Regions from separate parts of the Homo sapiens genome. Here region 2 is linked to region 1. The links are chromatin contacts, found by Hi-C in ENCODE. All regions are on one chromosome and are shown on one strand. The core of a region is the stretch at or near the end of the contact, and the rest is flanking DNA. Distances in the headings are between cores, read along the strand shown.

Region 1 (4,452 bases), core at 716-3,215:
CATTGTCTAGAATCTTGCCACTCAGAGACAATCATGTCATAATATTCTCATGTATTTCCTTTCAGATTTTTAAAATTGTGGGCATTTGTAATTTTATAAGGTTTGTAACTTCCTTCTGAAAACTTGTGTATTCAGATGTCTATGTAAATATGAATCTGTATTATGCACCTTAAATGGCTGTGTAGTTTTCACATCTTATGTACTATGATTTAACTGACCAGTGTAAATTACAGTGATCAGTTACACTTATTTAGTGCTTACTCTATGCCAGGCACTGTAATAAGCGTTTTGCTTGTACTAATTCATTTGATCCTCACAACCCTATTATTCCTGTTTCTTACACATGAGGAAACTGAGACACCAAGAGGTGAAGCAATTTGTCCAATCACTCAATGTGGGACATTTAATGGCTGGCAATGCTTTGATCCTTTAGACAATGTTGCCATGTATACCTTTGTTCATGTTTTAAAAGAATGTCTTTAGGATTAATTTGCCGAAATGGAATTGCTGGGTCCTAAGGTTTTAAAAATTTTTTTACATGCTTCCAAATATTTCCCTTAGGAAGATTATACAGTATTTACACTTCATCCAACAGTATGTGAGTGTCTGACTCCTCACATCCCTGATTCTTTGCAATTTTTTTCTTTTTTTGAGACGGAGTTTCGCTCCCGGGTTCAAACGATTCCCAGCCTCAGCCTCCCGAATAGCTGGGATTACAAGCGCGCACCACCACGCCCGGCTAATTTTTTGTACTTTTAGTAGAGACGGGGTTTCACCATGGCCAGGCTGGTCTTGAACTCCTGACCTCAGGTGATCTGCCGGCCTCGGCCTCCCAGAGTGCTGGGATTACAGGCGTGAGCCACCGCGCCCGGCCGATTCTTTGTAATTTTTACCTAAATGACAAAACATTATCTAACTGCTACTTTAATTTGCACATTTCACTTTTAGAGGTGGGACTTCATTTTTAATGAATTTTTAAGCACTCTTTGATTACTATGTATTAATCCTGTGTTGACATGTCAATATTAGTTTCCACGCTACATTTGGAGATGCCGTAATTTGCGGGATAATTTCCATTTACGTACAAGATGTGCTTACTAAGTTTGTTCCAAGTGGGACGCAACATCTCTAGTAGATGCTCCTTAAAACTTCTCCATCACACAGAGAATAATTTTTATTGGTTAACTAAACTTATAAGTAAAATAAATAAACCAACATTTTGGGTTGCTAGGAATCACTCACTGATCAACTTTTAGCTCCAGTTTTTTTCTGTTTTCTTTTTTTTGCTCAGTCTAGGGAGGCTATCTTGGGCTGTGAAAGACATGTCACCAACCATCACAGCTGCTGAGTGATTGCACGGTTAGTCAGTAGGTGCCAACGCCCTGCTAGAAGAGCTGTCTGCAGATTCCAAAGCCGGGCGTTCAGGGACTCCCGGGAAGGAGCCAGCGTTACCTCAGCCTCTCCGAGGGACACGCGCGCCCTGAACACTCCCCTCTTGGGATTCAGGCCAATTCGTTCAGCTCCCATGACTTCATCCGAGCAAGTTTGTCACCTCACGCAGCTAATTAAACTGTTTACCTAGAAGATGATCCAAAGGAATTTCCATTTCCTTCCAGAGGGAATACAAGGTTATGATAACCGAGAGAGCGAGAGGAAAAAAGGCGCACAGCTCGACCCGAACTCAACCTGCTTTCTTTCTCCTGGCTCTCCCAGTCACTCCTGGGGTTGTTAGTAGGCTTCAGCACGCCTGAAGGACCCCGTCCTACGGAGACTCCTAGCCAAGGGAAAAGCAGAAAACACAAGAACTAATTCCACTCTTATGTGTGACTAATTAAAAGAGGAGTCAGGCAGAGGGGACTCCCTGTTCAGCCTTTACCGATGGGGCAGGCTCGGGGCAGCTTTGAGACAGGCAGCGCCAAGGTCGCCCAGATTCCCGACAAGCTCCGCGCGGGGGCTTCCTCGGCTCCTTGCTGTTGCCGCCGCCGCAGCTGCTGCCGCGGTTGGTGGGGTTGGGTGAGAGGAGGAGCTGTCGCGGACCCTGTAGAGTCGGTCTCTGTTGCTCTTTTTGCCTGAGGAGTCTTCCATCCTACGTCGAGCTCTGACTCCCGTGCTGTCGAGAGGGAGTCCCCGGGGACACCTCGGCACGCAGCGGAGATGCCTCTTTTTGCCACCAATCCCTTCGATCAGGATGTTGGTAAGTGTTTTTGCCTCTCCCTGCCCATTCCTCACCGGACTGCACGCTCACTCTGCCAGCCCCTGCCTGCATTCAGGACCCTCGGGCCAGGGCCAAGGAAGAGCTCGCTCTTCCCCTTTCCTGAGGCTCCCTCCTTCAGAGCTGGGAGGAGGTTGAGGGCTTGGCGCATCCTCTTTGAAAGAAATGGGACTCATCCTGTGAAATGGGCCTTGAGCTAGGACTGTAGGTTGCCAAAGAACTGCTGAATGGGTTGGTGTAAAGGGCCTGGGAGGAGCAGCTGGTGTAGCATCTGGTGCAGGGACTGTGCTTCTGGAAGAACAGCGAAGGGCTTAAGGCGTATGTTGGCTAGATTAGGATTGTAAACCCTGTACCAAAAGTGCTTGCCTAGACAAATAAATGTTGAGCGTCTGGAACTGGCAGAATGTTTTAGGTAAGGTTCCTTAGAGGATTTTAAAATCTTTTGTAACGGTAACTGAAGGAGGGAGCTCTGGTTAAGGGTAGACTCTCAAACATGTTAGGAGCGATGAAGATGAAATACTTGGCAACGACTGAAACCGAATTGAGGACCTGAGCCTTTGGGATGTCTCTCTTAGGCTAGGTCTCTGCACTTTAAAAGGTGTAAAGAAGTGTGGAAGAAGTTGTTGAATCTGGAAAGAGTTTGAAATGCTACATTTTTGTTGTTTTCTGAATCACTGGTATTAGGTACTGATGATGTCAATTCAATAGGTTTGCTTTTGGTTTTTAATTTTATTTTATTTTATTTTTTTCTGACTTGAAGATAATAATTATGGGAATTTGAGTTTCCGGGGAGAGAATTTTGGTTTAATTTGAACGCACGTAGGAACTACCTTGGCACACAAGTGTGGAATGAAAGCAAGCCAAATACCATTTCCAAATCCCTTATGGCAGAATGTAATCATTACTGTGAATAAGGACAACCTTATGAATTTACTTGTCTTTGTGTATTTTAATTATGAAAGGTGGATGTTGAATTTTTCTTTTTAAACTCTTCCTTAGAGCATGTCACTGAAACTTGGAAGTTTATATAAGAGTAGAAAAAAGTTCACTCCTTACCTCTGCCACTTCTCAGCTCACGGTGAAATCATAGGCAAGTTAAATTCTTTGAGTTCCAGTGTTCTTGTCTTTAAAGAGGGGAAAACACATCATTCCATTCTGCAGTTAAATAATATGTCTAGAGGGCCTGCTACAGTACCTTTATGTGGTTGGCACTTACTAGATGCTACCTTTTTTGTTCCACCTTAAATGAGTGTCCTGAATCTTAGCAGTGGACAGAACCTTGGAGATCACCGATTATACTTAATGAATTGGAAAATTGCATTTAATTTAATAAGCAGTTAGCACACACTACAGGACACAGCAGCTCAGTGACATAAGAGATACAGTGATGAGCAAGGCCTAGTTGCTGTTCTCAAGCAGTTTTACATCTCACTACATGAATCTCTAGGGGAAATACTTAAAACAGCTTCTTAATACTTGCTTCTTCTGTTTACAGCACCTTTGTCTAGTTTTCTTGGTCCTGTATAATTTAGCTAGCAACTACCCAATCACCTTTATATTCTACTGACTTTGTGAACACATATTTGCATTGGATTCAGGTAAATTTCTTAATGTCAAACCCGTTCCTAGTAGCTGTACCACCCAGTTCAAACACAGGCACCTTCTTGCCTTTATGCTTTTGTCCTACGCTTATGCTTTCTTTTATCTTTCAACATATCCTTGTGTGTTAAGGCCAACTCAGAATCCAACTTGTTACACCTGAGTCATTTCCTGATTACTGTAGCAAAGGGTTTCTCAGTAGCAACGTTATTGACGGTTTGGGCCAGGTAAATATCTTTGTCATAGGAGTTTGTCCTGTGCAATGTAGGGTGTTCAGCCTTATCCCTGGCCTTTATCCACTAGATGCCGGTGACACCCAGCCCCCACTCATGATTTTAGAAGTCTCAGGACATTGCTAAATGCCCCCTGGAAGGACAAAATACCTCCCAGTTGAGAACCGCTGCACTAGTCCACTCTAATTTCCACCTTCTTACAAAATCCTCTAACTTATTTTAGCATTTTTGCCTTTACCGAATTATTTAGCATTCAAGATAGTTTTATACTCCTTAATGAGAGGTTGCTACATAGGAGGTGTTTAATAATGTTTGTTGAGTTGAGAATGTGTCAGTTGAGCCTGCCAGACATTATACTTCTTCAGTGTAGCAACATTGTTTTGCTCCAGAAAAGCTTACTTTTTAAAG
Region 2 (4,452 bases), core at 815-3,314, 5.1 Mb after region 1:
TTCTAGTAATAAGGGACCCAAAAACTACTAACATAAATAATAAAAGAGCTTAACAAAATTATACATAACTCTACATTGTAAACTTATTACTTAGGAAAAATTGCATTTCATTTTCCGTAATAAAACTTGAGAGAGGAGTTTTTGGTGCAGTAATGCATGCTCTTGTAACAACTTACATTCCCAAATAGCTAAAGAAGTTGCCAGGAAGTTAAAATGAACTTCAGTGAGTCAGTCATTAAGCTGGATAAAAATAATCATTTCTCAACTTTTCCAAAAACACTCACTCCATGCAAACACGATCGATCCTGATACTGTTTTGCCCTTCCCCCTGCTCAGCTTGGGGAAGAAAAATACAAAAACGATGCTTTTAGGCATTTTAAACAACTTCACTACATTGAGGGTGTGTGTGTGTGTGTGTGTGTGTGTGTCTGTGTGTGTGTTTTCCGAAAAACCAGCATGGTTTTCTGTCATTTCCATTACGCTGAAAAGGACATACAGACATCCATCGAAATCAAAAGCAGGGAAAGCGAACTTACACTTTTCCCCAGATGCTAAGTGACTGCAGTGGCTAAGGTCATGGTCAAAATTCACAGCTCGTTTAAACTTTCCTGGCTGAGCCAACAGCTCCGATCATGTTTCCTGATCCTATCGAAGTGGATTAAAACTGCAGGAGTTTCTCGCTGTCAGATCAGCAGGAGGCTATTTCAGACCCTCGAACCGCAGTCCGCATAGCCCGCAGCGGCGCATCCTCCAATCCCCGACTGTGCGTGACGCTAACCTTTCCACGCGTTCTCCAGCCTTTCCCACACCCCCCACAGCGGGTGCGGCCAACTCGGGACCCCCTCCGCCCGCGCCCGCCGGGACCCCCGCCTGCTGTCCCCGCCCCGGCCGCCCTTCCGCAGTCGGTGACTTCTGCCTGACTCCCCAAAGTGGGGGGAGGCGACGAAGGGAGGAAGACTCCCCGCCAAGGGCTCTCCAGCCCGCACAGCGGCAGGGCGATGCGGGAGAAGCGCAGGGATGCCGCCCGACGCCAGAGCCATATTTACATCGGCTGCTGCTTTGCCAAAAAGCCGACTTGTGCCCAGTAATATTGCCTTTAAAGGAAAAAGAAAGGACCTAAGCACTAAAGCTGCTGCCCCAAATCTGCTCGCGCTCCGGTATCCTCGCCCCAGTGCCCCAGTGGGAGGCTCGCACGCGCCCAGCCCGGGACAGGTACACCTGCCCGCAAGCGGAAGACGCGGGCGCCGCGCGGCCCCCACACCGGGTAGCGGTCGCCCGGACCCGGCCCCCAGCAGCTCCCGCCGGGGCTGACAGCCGAGGCGCCGTGCCCCGCACAAACTTCCTACCTCCCAGGCTGCGGGGACCGACCTGCGGGCGGGCGGGCGGACCGGGGGCGGCACTGGCACCCACCGTGAGACTCACATGCACACGGGACCCCCGACCCGCACCGGGCCATAGATCTAAAGGGGACGCAAGTGGTGGTGCCTGGGCGGCCCAGAGGGCTGGGGGCACGCGCCGCGGGGCTGGGGGCTTCGAGGCGGGCGAGCAGCCGGAGGTCCAGGGCTGACTCCGGCTCCCCGCCCCGCAGCAGCTGCAGCCGGAGGAGGAGGGGAACGAGGAGGAAGAGGAGGAGGAGGAAGGGGACCGCGCGCCGCAGCTGAGCCCTTACCGAGTGGTTTACCCCCCACATGAGGACGCTGAGCAGCGGGTCGCTGGCCCGAAACAGCTTCACTTTCTGCGCTACGAAGTGCTTCTTCTTGGTCTTGGTCTTGCTCGCCAGGACAGAGGACCCTAGGTTGCCGGGGGTCGCCATGGCCGCCTCCTATGTCCCCTCCACCGCCGTGCTCCCGAGGCCGGGGACCCGCCCTCTCTACACCCCGGCCCGGGGAGGCAGCCGCATCCCCCCGGCGGCGGCCCCGGCGCGCCGCGCTCCGCTCCGCCCGCCGCCGCCGGCGCGCTCAGCCCCACTCGGCTCGCTCCGCCCGCTCGGCCCGGCAGACTGCGCTCGGCTCGCGCCCCGGCCCGTATCCTGCGCCCGCCGCGGATCCGCGCTCAGCCCGCGGCTGGACCCGGCGCGCGGCGAGCGGCTTCCGCGTTGGGCGCCGGCGTCATGACGCAGGGGGCGGGCGGGCAGGCGGGAGGCGGCTGCGGCGCCGCGGGCGGGGCACTGGGTGCGGGGCGCGGGGCGCGGCAGCTGGACCGTTAGGCTGCGCCTTCCCGCCCCGGCTCCGCTGCAGCCGGGCCGCCCCCTGTGCGCGGGCGACCTCCGGGCGTTCGCTCCCTGCCCGCGGAGGAGGCCGTGGGTTGCGAGCGGGAGCCTGGGGACCCCGGCTAGGCGTCCCCTGCCGCTCCCCAAGGAGGGAGAGGACAGAGTGGGCAGAGTGAGGAGGTTGGGGAGAGGAGCCCCCAGGCGTCGATCAGGCGAAGGAGGGAGGCTCATGCACTCACCCACGCCACGAGTCAGGAGACCCAGCCAGGTGTGAAATGCTGCAGGGAGACCAGGGCTTCCCAGCACCGAGGGGAAGGACCCGGGCACATTGCCGGGTCAGTCCCTGAAATGAACTTAATACTTTTGTGCGGATAACCGTCTGGCCTTTCAGACCCTCGATATGGGCCTCCTGGAGCCATTCAAGAGGGAGACTCCCACGTAATAGGCTGGGCTGTCACTGCCAACCCACTCCGTGCCCGGGGCAGGAACCTCGGACCTCATCGAGAGCCCTTGGCTTAACCAGTAGAATCATGCCCCAAAGTGCACCTTCTTCCAATCCATCACTATGGTACTTGCCATCCCTGCCTGTTTTCCAGTGCACTCACCGTCCGTGGAAATCTGTTCACCGTCTTCCTCCAGATACACCTAAATGTAGCCCTTATTATGCTGAGAATACTTGGCCTACCTCAGGAAGCTGCCATTCCAAGTATGTCTAAAACCCTGCTGCCCCCATATCGTCCTTGCAGTCGTCATCCTGTGCTATTTACTCTGACCCAGCTCACCAGTCCTCACGGAGTAGGTTCTTGGAAACTGTCACCTTAAGCAAAACAACATATAACAAAACCAAATTTGCCATAGGCTGACATATAAAAAAAGAGTTAAGTTCCTACAGCATTATTTCCGGTTACAAAAACATCACCGAACTTCAAAGTAAAAATTCAAAACACTTCTAATATTAAACATTAAAATAAATGTGAGCTATACCTCTTTTTTATTTTTATTTTTTCCCTTGAGATAGGGTCTCGCTGTGTCAACCAGGCTGGGGGTGCAGTGGTGCAATCACAGCTCACTGCAGGCTCTACTTCCCCAGACTCAGGTGATTCTCCCACTTCAGACTCCCCAGTAGTTGAGACTACAGGCGCGCACCACCAAGCCTGGATAAACTTCTTGTATTTTTGGTAGAGATGGGGTTTCACCATGCTGCCCAGGTTGGTCTCGAACTCCTGGGCTTAAGGAATCTGCCCACCTTGGCCTCCTAAAGTGCTGGGAATACAGGCACCAGCCACTGCACCTGGCCTACCTACATTTTTTAAAGATTGATAAAAACAAGATAATGGTTTGCCAAATTTCTAGTGATTAAGTGAGCGATGGTTGCTGTGGTGCTGGGTTAAGTCAAGGAATAAGTGTTTGCAAAGCAAAAGTTGCCTGTAGGACCTGCTGCTACCATGAAATTCAAAAACAATCACAAATATGGTAGCTGAGTGCACTCCTATCTCATTTATTGTCGTGCATTTTTATGATTAATGTACACTTACATATTTTTATTTTACAGTCATTTGTTTCACGGATTTATTCATTTTTCCAACTCATTTATTCCAGTTCAAGGTCACAGATAGTGGGAGCCTTATCCCAGCTGCTCAGCTTGGGCAAAAGGTGGGAACCATCCCTGGATAGGATGCCATTCTGTTGCAAGACACACACACACACACACACACACACACACACACCACACACACACACACACACCCCTACACTCACTTAAACTGGGACCATTTAGGAAGGGGGCAGTGATTCATGCCTGTAGTCCCAGCACTTTGGGAGGCATGAGGCAGGTGGACTGCTTGAGCCCAGGAGTTGGAGACCAGCCTGAGCAATATGGTGAAACCCCATCTCTACCATAAATACAAAAATTAACCAGGCATGGTGGTACACACCTGTAGTCTCAGCTATTCTGGAGGCTGCAGTAGGCGGATTGCTTGAGCCCAGGAGTTGGAGGCTGCAGTGAGCTGTGATAATGCCACTACACTCTAGCTTGGGTAATAGATGGAGACCCCGTCTCTTAAAACAAAAAAAAAAAAAGAAAAGAAAAACTACTGGTATCATGTAGACAAGCCTATGAACTGAACGTGCATGTCTTTAAGATGTGAGAGGAAACCAAGGTACCCAAAGAAAACTCTTGCAGGCACGAGGAGAACCTGCAAATACAAACAGTGGTCCCGGCTAGAAATCCATTTTTTTCTCAT

What was found. A loop is a pair of places that touch in the nucleus more often than their neighbours do. Pooled maps may share reads with other maps.
Region 2: a loop to region 1 is called in a pooled map, with 5 times the contacts of the local background. The contact joins the promoter of PIP4K2A here to the promoter of STAM in region 1. A Hi-C loop is called at or near these places in 3 of 50 pooled maps.

The regions. Positions count from the first base shown.
Region 1 is chr10:17,642,186-17,646,637 of GRCh38, forward strand. STAM (signal transducing adaptor molecule) reads left to right here and starts at 1,966. Exons shown (of 14, transcript NM_003473.4): 1 at 1,966-2,194. The coding sequence starts at 2,155. It overlaps STAM-DT (STAM divergent transcript), which reads right to left and starts at 1,733. Exons shown (of 1, transcript NR_110370.1): 1 at 1-1,733. RefSeq lists enhancers at 920-1,568, 1,569-2,218, 1,641-1,710, 1,861-1,980.
Region 2 is chr10:22,712,514-22,716,965 of GRCh38, forward strand. It overlaps PIP4K2A (phosphatidylinositol-5-phosphate 4-kinase type 2 alpha), which reads right to left and starts at 2,065. Exons shown (of 10, transcript NM_005028.5): 1 at 1,670-2,065. The coding sequence starts at 1,813. RefSeq lists silencers at 801-910, 1,211-1,330, 1,501-1,580, 1,881-2,550 and enhancers at 1,711-2,319, 2,320-2,927.